Regions from separate parts of the Homo sapiens genome. Here region 1 is linked to region 2. A link is an interaction called in ENCODE POLR2A ChIA-PET data of the cell type or tissue named here. Cell type or tissue: HepG2. All regions are shown on one strand.

Evidence for each region. Peaks named below come from ENCODE experiments on the same cell type or tissue, not always from the same donor. Only the 100,000 strongest peaks of a DNase experiment are listed, where the experiment ranks them.
Region 1: POLR2A ChIA-PET joins it to region 2 with 5 read pairs; 5 of 35 experiments call an interaction of 5 or more read pairs at or near these places.

Annotation. Positions count from the first base shown.
Region 1 is chr12:122,210,467-122,215,466 of GRCh38, reverse strand. The region is part of intron 5 of DIABLO (diablo IAP-binding mitochondrial protein); the gene reads left to right. Among named protein-coding and RNA genes, the nearest start is that of B3GNT4, 9.3 kb to the right of the region's middle. In HepG2, no CTCF peak of the experiment used is centred here; no DNase peak of the experiment used is centred here.
Region 2 is chr12:123,248,428-123,253,427 of GRCh38, reverse strand. The region is part of intron 1 of MTRFR (mitochondrial translation release factor in rescue); the gene reads right to left. Among named protein-coding and RNA genes, the nearest start is that of MTRFR, 17 kb to the right of the region's middle. RefSeq lists an enhancer at 2,059-2,848. In HepG2, no CTCF peak of the experiment used is centred here; a DNase peak (open chromatin) is centred at 2,467.

The DNA of each region.
Region 1 (5,000 bases), 1.0 Mb after region 2:
ACGCCCAGCTAGTTTTTGTATTTTTAATAGAGAATAGTTTTTGTATTTTTAATAGAGAAGGGGTTTTGCCATGTTGGCCAGGCTGGTCTTGAACTCCTGACCTCAGGTGATCCACCCGCCTTGGCCTCCCAAAGTGCTGGGATTACAGGCATGAGCCACTGTGTCCGGCCAAATTTTTTTTTTTTTGAGACAGAGTTTCACTCTTGGTGCCCAGGCTGCAGTGGTAGCACTTTCTCAGCTCACTGCAACCTCTGCCTCTCCAGTTCAAGCAATTTTCCTGCCTCAGCCTCCCGATTACAAGCATGCACCACCACGCCTGGCTAATTTTTGTATTTTTAGTAGAGGCAGGTTTCGTCATGTTGTTCCTCACTTCAGCCTCTCAAAGTGCTGGGATTACAGGTGCGAGCCACCGCACCCAGCCGGCTCACCAAAGTTATAGCTTAGTACTAGTTCTTATTAAGAAACTGGTTGCAGTGGCTCATGCCTATAATCCCAGCACTTTGGGGGGCCAAGGAGGGCGGATCACTTGAGGTGGGTCACTTGAGGTCAAGAGTTTGACACTACCCTGGCCACCGTGGTGAAACCCTGTCTCTACTAAAAATACAAAAATTAGCCAGGTGTAGTGGCACACGCCTGTGCAGGAGAATGGCTTGAACCCAGGGGGTGGAGGCTGCAGTGAGCCTAGATGGCTCCACTGCACCTCAAGCCTTGGTGACAGAGCAAGACTCTGTCTCAAGAAAAAAAAAAGAAACTGGGATGAGTCAGGCACAGGGACTCAACGCGTGTCTTTGGGAAGCCAAGGCAGGCAGATTGCTGGAGCCCAGGAGTTCAAGGGCAACACAGTGAAACCCCATCTCTACCAAAAATACAAAAATTAGCTGGGCGTATTGGCGCTCGCCTGTAGTCCCAGCTACTCGGGAGGCAGAGGTGGGAGGATTGCTTGAACCCAGGAGCTCAAGGCTGCAGTGAGCTATGATCATGCCTGTGCACTCCATCCTAGGCAAAAGAGCTAGACCCTGTCTCAAAAAAGAAATTGTTATATTAAAACATACTCTTGTTTTCTGATGTCAAGATTAGCAGGCTAGGGTTCTCAATCATCAAATCTTAAAAATGATACAAAGGGCTGGGTGTGGTGGCTCACACCTGCAATCCCAGCTACTTGGGAGGGTAAGATAGGAGGATCACTTGAGCCTGGGAGGCAGAGGTTGCAGTGAGGTGAGATCATTGCACTCCAGCCTGTGCAACAGAGTGAGACCCCATCTCAAAGAAAAGATATAAAACATTTTTTAAGGTAAGTGTTGTGTCATCATACTGAAAAACAAAAAATAATTCTTTTAGAAGGTTTTTTTTGTTGTTGTTAGTTTTTTTGTTTGTTTGTTTTTTTGAGACAGTCTCATTCCATCCCCCAGGCTGGAGTGCAGTGGTGTGAACTCAGCTCACTGCAACCTCCACCTCCCTGCTTCAAGCAATTCTCTTGCCTCTGCCTCCTGAGTAGTTGGGCTTGGAAGCGCCTGCCACCATGCCTGGCTAATTTTTTTATTTTTAGTAGAGACGGAGTTTCACCATGTTGGCCAGACCGGTCTTGAATTCCTGATCTCAGGTGATCTGCCTGCCTCGGCCTCCCAAAGTGCTGGGATTACAGACATGAGCCACTGCGCTTGGCCCAGAAAAAGTAGTGATCCTGAGAAAAAGTAGTGATCCTGAGGGATCAGAGATTTGGAACAAGAATGAAACAACGGAAGTGTGGAAGCAGCATTATAGTTGTGCCACACAAACATGGCAGAGGATTTCTAGGTGCAGTGAACAGGAGGATATGCTTATATCTAGAAGGAGAAAAGGAGAATATCTAGAAGGAGAAAAGGAGGGGATGTATAAGCATTATTTGAGAAAAGTAGACATTTTCCTAGAACTCATAGAAAGGGCTAACAAAGTTGTAAACGGAATTTTTTTTTTTTTTTTCCCTGAGACAAGGTCTTACTCTGTTACCAGGCTGGAGTACAGTGGCACAATCATGGCTCACTGCTTACTACAGCCTTAGCCTCTGGGCTCAAGCGATCCTACCATGTCAGTCTCCCAGGTAGCTGGGATTATATGTTTCCGGTAGAGACAGGATTTTGCCATGTTGTCCAGGCTGGTCTTGAACTCCTGAGCTCAAGTGATCCACCCGCCTTGGCCTCTCAAACTGCTGGGATTACAGACATGAGACACTGTGCACGGCCTTATGATTTCACTTTTTTAACCAAAAATCTGGTCCAGGTGCAGTGGCTCATACCTGTTGTAATCCCAGCACTTCGGGATGCCTAAGCAGGTGGATCACTTGAGCTCAGGAGTTCGAGACCAGACTTGACAACACGATGAAACCCTGTCTCTACAAAAAAATTAGCCAGGCATGGTGATGGGCGCCTGTAGTCCCAGCTTCTTGGGAGGCTGAGGTGAGAGGATCACTTGGGCCCTGGAGGTCGAGGCTGCAGTGAGCCATGATCAGGCCAGTGTACCCCAGCCTGGTTGACAAAGCAAGACCCTGTCTTAAAAACAAAAAAATGGCCGGGCGCAGTGGCTCACGCCTGTAATCCCAGCACTTTAGGAGGCTGAGGTGGGCGGATCATGTGGTCAGGAGATAAAGACCATCCTGGTTAACATGGTAAAACCCCGTCTCTACTAAAAATACAAAAAAATTAGCTATGTGTGGTGGCGGGTGCCTGTAGTCCCAGCTACTCGGGAGGCTGAGGCAGGAGAATGGCGTGAACCTGGGAGGCAGAGCTTGCAGTGAGCAGAGATCACACCACTGCACTCCACCCTGGGCAACAGAGCAAGACTCCATCTCAAAAAAAAAAACAAAAATAAATAAATAAGCGAACAATAAAGTAACAGCATAACAAAAAGATTCAGAGCAAAATCCCAAAAGCTACTAAGAAAAAATAGATTACCTACAAAGGAAGTAGAATCAAACATCAGGCATCTTCTCCGCAACACTAGAGGTGACGATAAATCCATAACCTAGGATTTTATGTATAGCCAACTACCATCAAAAAGTGAGAATAAAAGATATCCTCAGACATAGACTCAAAGTACCACCTGTATACACTTTCTGGAAGAACTATGAAGAAGGAAAAATCAGTTTTGAGAGAAGCTACTAAGATTTTTTTTCAAAAGTTCTGAGTGTAAAACAAGTTTTTAAATTTGGGAAAGTGAAAACATGCTAAGCACATTGACATTAGACATTGTTAAACACTGCAAAGAGAATTAGTAGGAGTGGGAGGAAACTTGGTAGCTCCAGTTGAGGCAGGAAAGGTTTAAAAAGAAAACCCGTCAATTAGAAAATACAAAATTGGGCCACGTGCAGTAGTTCACACCTATGATCCCAGCACTTTGGAAGGCCAAGTCAGATGGATCAGCTGAGGTCAAGAGTTCGAGACCAGCCTGGCCAACATGGCAAAACTCCATCTGTAATTTAAAAAAAAAAAAAAAAAATTATAGGAATAATTTCAAACATCAGTGATTGCAGTAAAAATAAACTTATTAAATGACACGTTTAGATTGTGTTCCAAAATTTAGCTAAAACTAGCTAAATCAAAGAATTCAAGATAAAAAGTAATCAGTAGGACAGAACAATTCATTAAGACATTATCAATCATGAAATGTACTTAATGAGGCAAAAACTGATAGAATTACAAGGAGATCTGAGATGTGTGTAATACTCAATTTTCTGAGCACGCTTGCAGGTCAAGACAACCAAAAAAATTAAAGCTATTAAAGCTATTAAGGATTAGAACAGAATTTGTTTTGGAGACAGGGTCTTGCTCTGTTGCCCAGGCTGGAGTGTAATGGCATGATCACAGCTTACTGCAGCCTTGACCTGGGCTCAAGCCATCTTCCCATTTCAGCGTCCCAAGCAGCCCAACTAATTTTCTTTTTTTTTTTTAAGAGTTGGTGTCTTGTTATGTTCCCCAGGCTGATTTTGAACTCATGGGCTCAAGTGATCCTCCCGTCTTGGCCTGCCAGAGTGCTAGGATCACAGGCGTGAGCTGAGCCACTGCACCCAGCTCAGTGTGATTGTTTTTTATTTTGGAGACAGGGTCTCACTCTGTCACCCGGGTTGGAGTGCAGTTCCTTGATCTTGGCTCACCGTTACTTCTGCCTCCCAGGGTCAAGCAATCCTGTCTCAGCCTCCTGAGTAGCTGGGACCACAGGCAGTCACCACCACGCCCGATTAATCTTTTTTATTTTTTGGTAGAGATGGGGTTTCACCATGTTGCCCAGGCTAGTCTCGAACTCCTGAGCTAAGGCAGTCCACCTGCCTCAGCCTCCCAAAGTGCTGGGATTACAGGCGTGAGCCACTGTGCCCGTCTGTGATTTTTTTTTTTTTTTTTTTTTTTTTTTTTTTTTTTTACTTTTAACTAAACAAAGGAAAATCAGATTTGTGTGTGTGAGAGAGACAGGGTCCATGCGGGAATGCTGTGGTGGGATCATAGATCATAGCTTGCTGTAGTCTCAACCTCCTGGACTCAAGTGATCCTCCCCACTTTAGCCTCCCCAGTAGCTGGGATTACAGGTGCACACCACCATGCCCCAGCTAATTTTTTTATTTTTAGTAGAAACAGAGTTTTGCTAAGTTTCCCAGGCTGGTTTTGCAGAGTGGTTTTTAAACACCTAACAAATGTATATATACTAAATATAAAACTTTGCCCCCTCCCTCTAAATTTACATACTCTTCTAAGACACACAGTAAATTTTGTACCAGGTGACAAAAGGAAGAGACAACAAAATCATTTAAAAAGTTGATATATCACCTGGGCGCGGTGGCTCACGCCTGTAATCCCAGCACTTTGGGAGGCCAAGGCGGGTGGATCACGAGGTCAGGAGATCAAGACCATCCTGGCTAACGTGGTGAAACCCCGTCTCTACTAAAATAAAAAAAATAAATAAATAAATTAGGCATGGTGGTGGGCACCTGTAGTCCCAGCTACTCAGGAGGCTGAGGCAGGAGAATGGCGTGAACC
Region 2 (5,000 bases):
ACATATTTTCTTGCAATAGACCAAAAATATCTTCCAAGCACCCGGGGGTGCTGTTTTCTCAGAAAGGAGAGGTTTTGAGTGTGAAATTCAGGCCGGGCATGGTGGCTCACACCTGTAATCCAAGCACTTTGGGAGGCCGAGGCAGGTGGATCACAAGGTCAGGAGTTCAAGACCAGCCTGGCCAAGATGATGAAACTATCTCTACTAAAAATACAAAAATTAGCCGGGCTTGGTGGTGGGTGCCTGTAATCCCAGCTACTCGGGAGGCTGAGGCAGAGCCACTGCACTCCAGCCTGGACAACAGAGCGAGACAGTGTCTCAAAAAAAAAAAAAAAAAAAAAAAAAAAAAAAAAAAAATTCAAAGGAACGGACTGTAATTTGATACAGGTAAATAGTGCATCAAGCAAAAATTAGGATCTGGGTCAAGTGCCAGTATTTAAATGTTTGAGAATCTCTGAAATCAAAATGTAAAGATGACAGTATGAGAGTCTATTTTATTTTTTGAGACGGAATCTCGCTCTGTCGCCCAGGCTGGAGTGCGATGGCGCGATCTTGGCTCACTGCAACCTCCGCCTCCCAGGTTCAAGTGATTCTCCTGCCTCAGCCTCCTGAGTAGCTGGGATTACAGGCGTGTGCCACCACACCCGGCTAATTTTTGTATTTTTAGTAGAGGCGGGGATTCACCATGTTGGCCAGGCTGGTCTCGAATTCCTGACCTCAGGTGATCTGCCCACCTCGGCCTCCCAAAGTGCTGGGATTACAAGTGTGAGCCACCCCCCACCCCCACCCAGGGCTGAGTAGTCTATTTTATAGCTGAGCTTAAACAGTCTGACATAGTAAACATCACTATCAATCAATGTCATGATTGTTGTTTTTTGTTTCCAGTTTCATGGATTTGAATGTGAACATCTGTTCCCTGGACGCACTGCCAACAACGTGGTCCAACTGGTACTCATCGTTGGAACTACCAAGTCAACTAATTTTTTTTTTTTTTTTGAGACAGAGTCCCACTCTGTCGCCCAGGCTGGACTGCAGTGGCGCGATCACAGCTCACTGCAGCCTTGACTTCCCCAGGGTCAGGCGATTCTGTCACCTCAGGCTCCCTAGTAGGTGAAGACTACAGGCAGACACCACCACATCTGAGTAATTACTTTTTGTAGAGATGGGGTTTCGCCATATTGCCCAGGCTGGTCTTGAACTCCCTAAGGTCAAGTAATCCACCTGCTTCAGCCTCCCAAAGTTCTGGGATTACAGGCGTGAGCCACTGCATCCAGCCAGTCAACTTTTAATAAGGTCCTTGTTAGGTACAGTAAGGGACATGAGATGAAAAAGAGCTGGACTGTCTTCTTGGAGCTTACAGGTTAGTTAGAGAAGATATTAAAAGACAGATGAGATGGGCCTAGACTCTCTGCCTACATCTTTCTCCAGTGCTGGATGCTCCCTGCCCTTGAACATCAGACTCCACGTTCTTCAGTTTTGGGACTCAGACTGGCTCTCCTTGCTCCTCAGCTCTAGACAGCCTATTTTGGGACCTTGTGATCATAATTTATTTGCATGGGAGCTCCTGGGATCATAGCAGACAGGAGGCAGGACTAGATTGTAGCTTCAGACAGAGCAGCATGCAGAGGCTTGCATTGTGAATTTTAGCTCTAGATCAACTGCAAGAACAAACCAGCAATCCTGAGAGGACCCACAGACCCTCTGAAGGAAGCGGATTGCTCCTGCAGGGCCCGGGAGACCCCCAAATACTGTGAGTGCCCCAACTGTGGAAGTGGGAAAGGGAGATCCTCCTCTCCCGAACACACACCCCCCCACTGGAGAGGCTGAAGGTCTGTTTGCAGGAGAAATTTCCAACTTTACCTGGAGCTAAGTCAGACTCAGCAGAGCGAACTACAGGGGTAGAGGAAGCAGCAGAAAGGCCGTGGGAGCTCGCTGGGTCCCCAGAAGGCCCATTCCTGCCTGGCACCACAGGGATCCATCGGGAGGGTGGCCAGAGGAGCAAGGGATAAAACTCCACAGGGAGAAGAATTCTCTAGTCGAACTTCGTAACAATTTAAACAGGGTGAGAAGCCTCCTGGCCAGAACTTGGGCAACTGCACGAATCCAGCATGCAGACTTCACAGGTGGGGGAAGAACTACAGCCCTTTTCTTTCGCTGCTGGGAGGGGCACAGCCTTGGGGCAAATTTTCAAGCCAGTCTCACCCTCTGCCTGGAAACAGACTCGGGGCAGTTGTGGGGGAACACGGTGGGAGTAAGACCGGCCCTTGGGTTTGTGTGGGAGCTGGGTGAGGCCTGTGACTGCCAGCTTTCCCCCACTTCCCTGACAACCTGCATGACTCAGCAGAGGCAGCCATAACTCTCCTAGGTACACGACTCCAGTGACCTGGGAATCTCACCCACATTCCCTACAGCAGCCGCAGCAAGACCCGCCCAAGGAGAGTCTGAGCTCAGACACGCCTAGCTCCACCCCCACCTGATGGTCCTTCCCTATGCACCCTGGCAGGAAGACAAAGGGCAAATAAATCTTGGGAGTTCTAGGGCCCCGCCCACTGCTGGTTCCTCCCCATATTACCACAGCTGATGCTTTCTGGAAAGGACCACCTCCTGGCAGGAGGCCAACCAGCAAAAAAAATAGACCATTAACCCACCAAAGCTCCATTGTACCCTCTGCCACCTCCACCGAACAGGCACTGGTAGCCATGGCTGAGAGACCCATAGATGGTTCACATCACAGGACTCTGCAGATAACCTCCAGTACCAGCCTGGAACTGGGAAGATTCGCTGGGTGGCTAGACCCAGAAGAGAGACAACAATCACTGCAAGTTTGGCTCATAGGAAGCCACATCCATAGGAAAAGGGGCAGAGTACTACATGAAGAGAACACCCCATGGGACAAAAGAATCTGAACAGCCTTCAGCCCTAGACCTTCCCTCTGACAGAGCCTACCCAAATGAACAAACCCTGGTAATATGACAAAACAAGACGCTTCAACACCCCCCAAAAAACATACTAGTTCACTGGCAATGGATCCAAACCAAGAAGAAATACCTGATTTACCTGAAAAAGAATTCAGGAGGTTAGTTATTAATCAGGGAAGGACCAGAGAAAGGTGAAGCCCAATGTAAGGAAATCCAAAAAATGATACAAGAAGTGAAGGGAGAAATCACTCAGGGAAATAGATAGCTTAAAGAAAAAACAATAAAAAATTCAGGAAACTTTGGACACATTTTTAGAAATGCAAAATGCTCTGGAAAGTCTCAGCAATAGAATTCAACAAGTAGAATAAAGAAATTCAGAGCTCGAAGACAAGGTCTTCAAATTAACCCAATCCAACAAAGACAAAAAAGAATAAGAAAATATGAACAAAGCCTCCAAGAAGTCTGGGATTGTGTTAAACGACCAAACCTAAGAATAATTGGTGTTCCTGAGGAAGAAGAGAAATCTAAAAGCTTGGAAAACATATTTGGGGGAATAATCGAGGAAAACTTCCCCGGCCTTGCTAGAGACCTAGACATCCAAATACGAGAAGCACAAAGAACACCTGAGAAATCCATTGCAAAAAGATCTTCATCTAGGCATATTGTCATCAGGTTATCCAAATGAGAGGTGACAATGTGCTAGTAGCCCTCACTCGCTCTCGGCGCCTCCTTGGCCTCGGCATCCACTCTGGCTGTGCTTGAGGAGCCCTTCAGCCCGCCGCTGCACTGTGGAAGCCCCTCTCTGGACTGGCCAAGGCCAAAGCGGGCTCCCTCCGCTTGTGGGGAGGTGTGGAGGGAGAGCTCGCGGGCCAGTGAGGGCTTGGCGGGCCCCGACCTAGGAGTGGCCGGCTGGTGCCGCCGGCCCCAGGCAGTGAGGGGCTTAGCACCCCGGCCAGCAGCTGTGGAGGGTGTGCCGGGTCCCCCAGCACTGCCAGCTCACCCGGGCTGTGCTTGAATTCTCGCTGGGCCTCAGCTGCCTCCCCGTGGAGCAGGGCGTGGGACTTGCAACCCGCCATGCCTGAGTCCCCCCCTCCCCCTGCCCTGCTCCCTCATGGCCAGAGCCTCCCGGACGGGCGCCGCCCCCTGCTCTGCAACCAGTCCCATTGACCGCCCAAGGGCTGAGGAGTGCGGGGGCATGGTGTGGGACTAGCAGGCAGCTCCACCCACGGCCCCAGCATGGGATCCAGTAGGCAAAGCTAGCTGGACTCCTGAGTCGGGTGGGGACTTGGAGAACTTTTATGTCTAGCTAAAGGTTTATAAATACACCAGTCAGCACTTTGTGTCTAGCTCAAGGTTTGTAAATACACCAATCAGCACCCTGTGTCTAGCTCAAGGTTTGTAAATGCACCAATCAGTGCTCTATGTCTAGCTAATCTAGTGGGGACTTGGAGAACTTTTGTGTCTAGCTAAAGGATTGTAAATGCACCAATCAGCACTCTGTGTCTAGCTGAAGGTTTGTAAACACATCAATCAGTGCTGTGTCTAGCTAAATCTAGGGACTTGGAGAACTTTTGTGTCTAGCTAAAGGATTGTAAATGCACCAGTCAGCACTCTGTGTCTAGCTCAAGGTTTATAAACGCACCAATCAGCACCCTGTCAAAACAGACCAATCAGCTGTCTGTAAAATGGGCCAATCAGCTCTCTGTAAAATGGACCAATCAGCAGGATGTGGGTGGGGTCAGATAAGGGAATAAACGCAGGCTGCCTGAGCCAGCAGTGCAACCCGTTCGGGTCACCTTCCACACTGTGGAAGCTTTGTTCTTTTGGTCTTTGTGGTAAATGTTACTGCTGCTCACTCCTTGGGTCTGTGCTGCCTTTAAGAGCTGCAACACTCACTGCGAAGGTCTGCAGGTTCACTCCTGAAGTCAGCGAGACCACAAACCCACCAGAAGGAAGAAACTCTGGATGCATCTGAACATCTGAAGGAACAAACTCTGGACACACCATCTTTAAGAGCTGTAATACTCACCATGAGGGTCCGTGGCTTCATTCTTGAAGTCAGCAAGACCAAGAACCCACCAA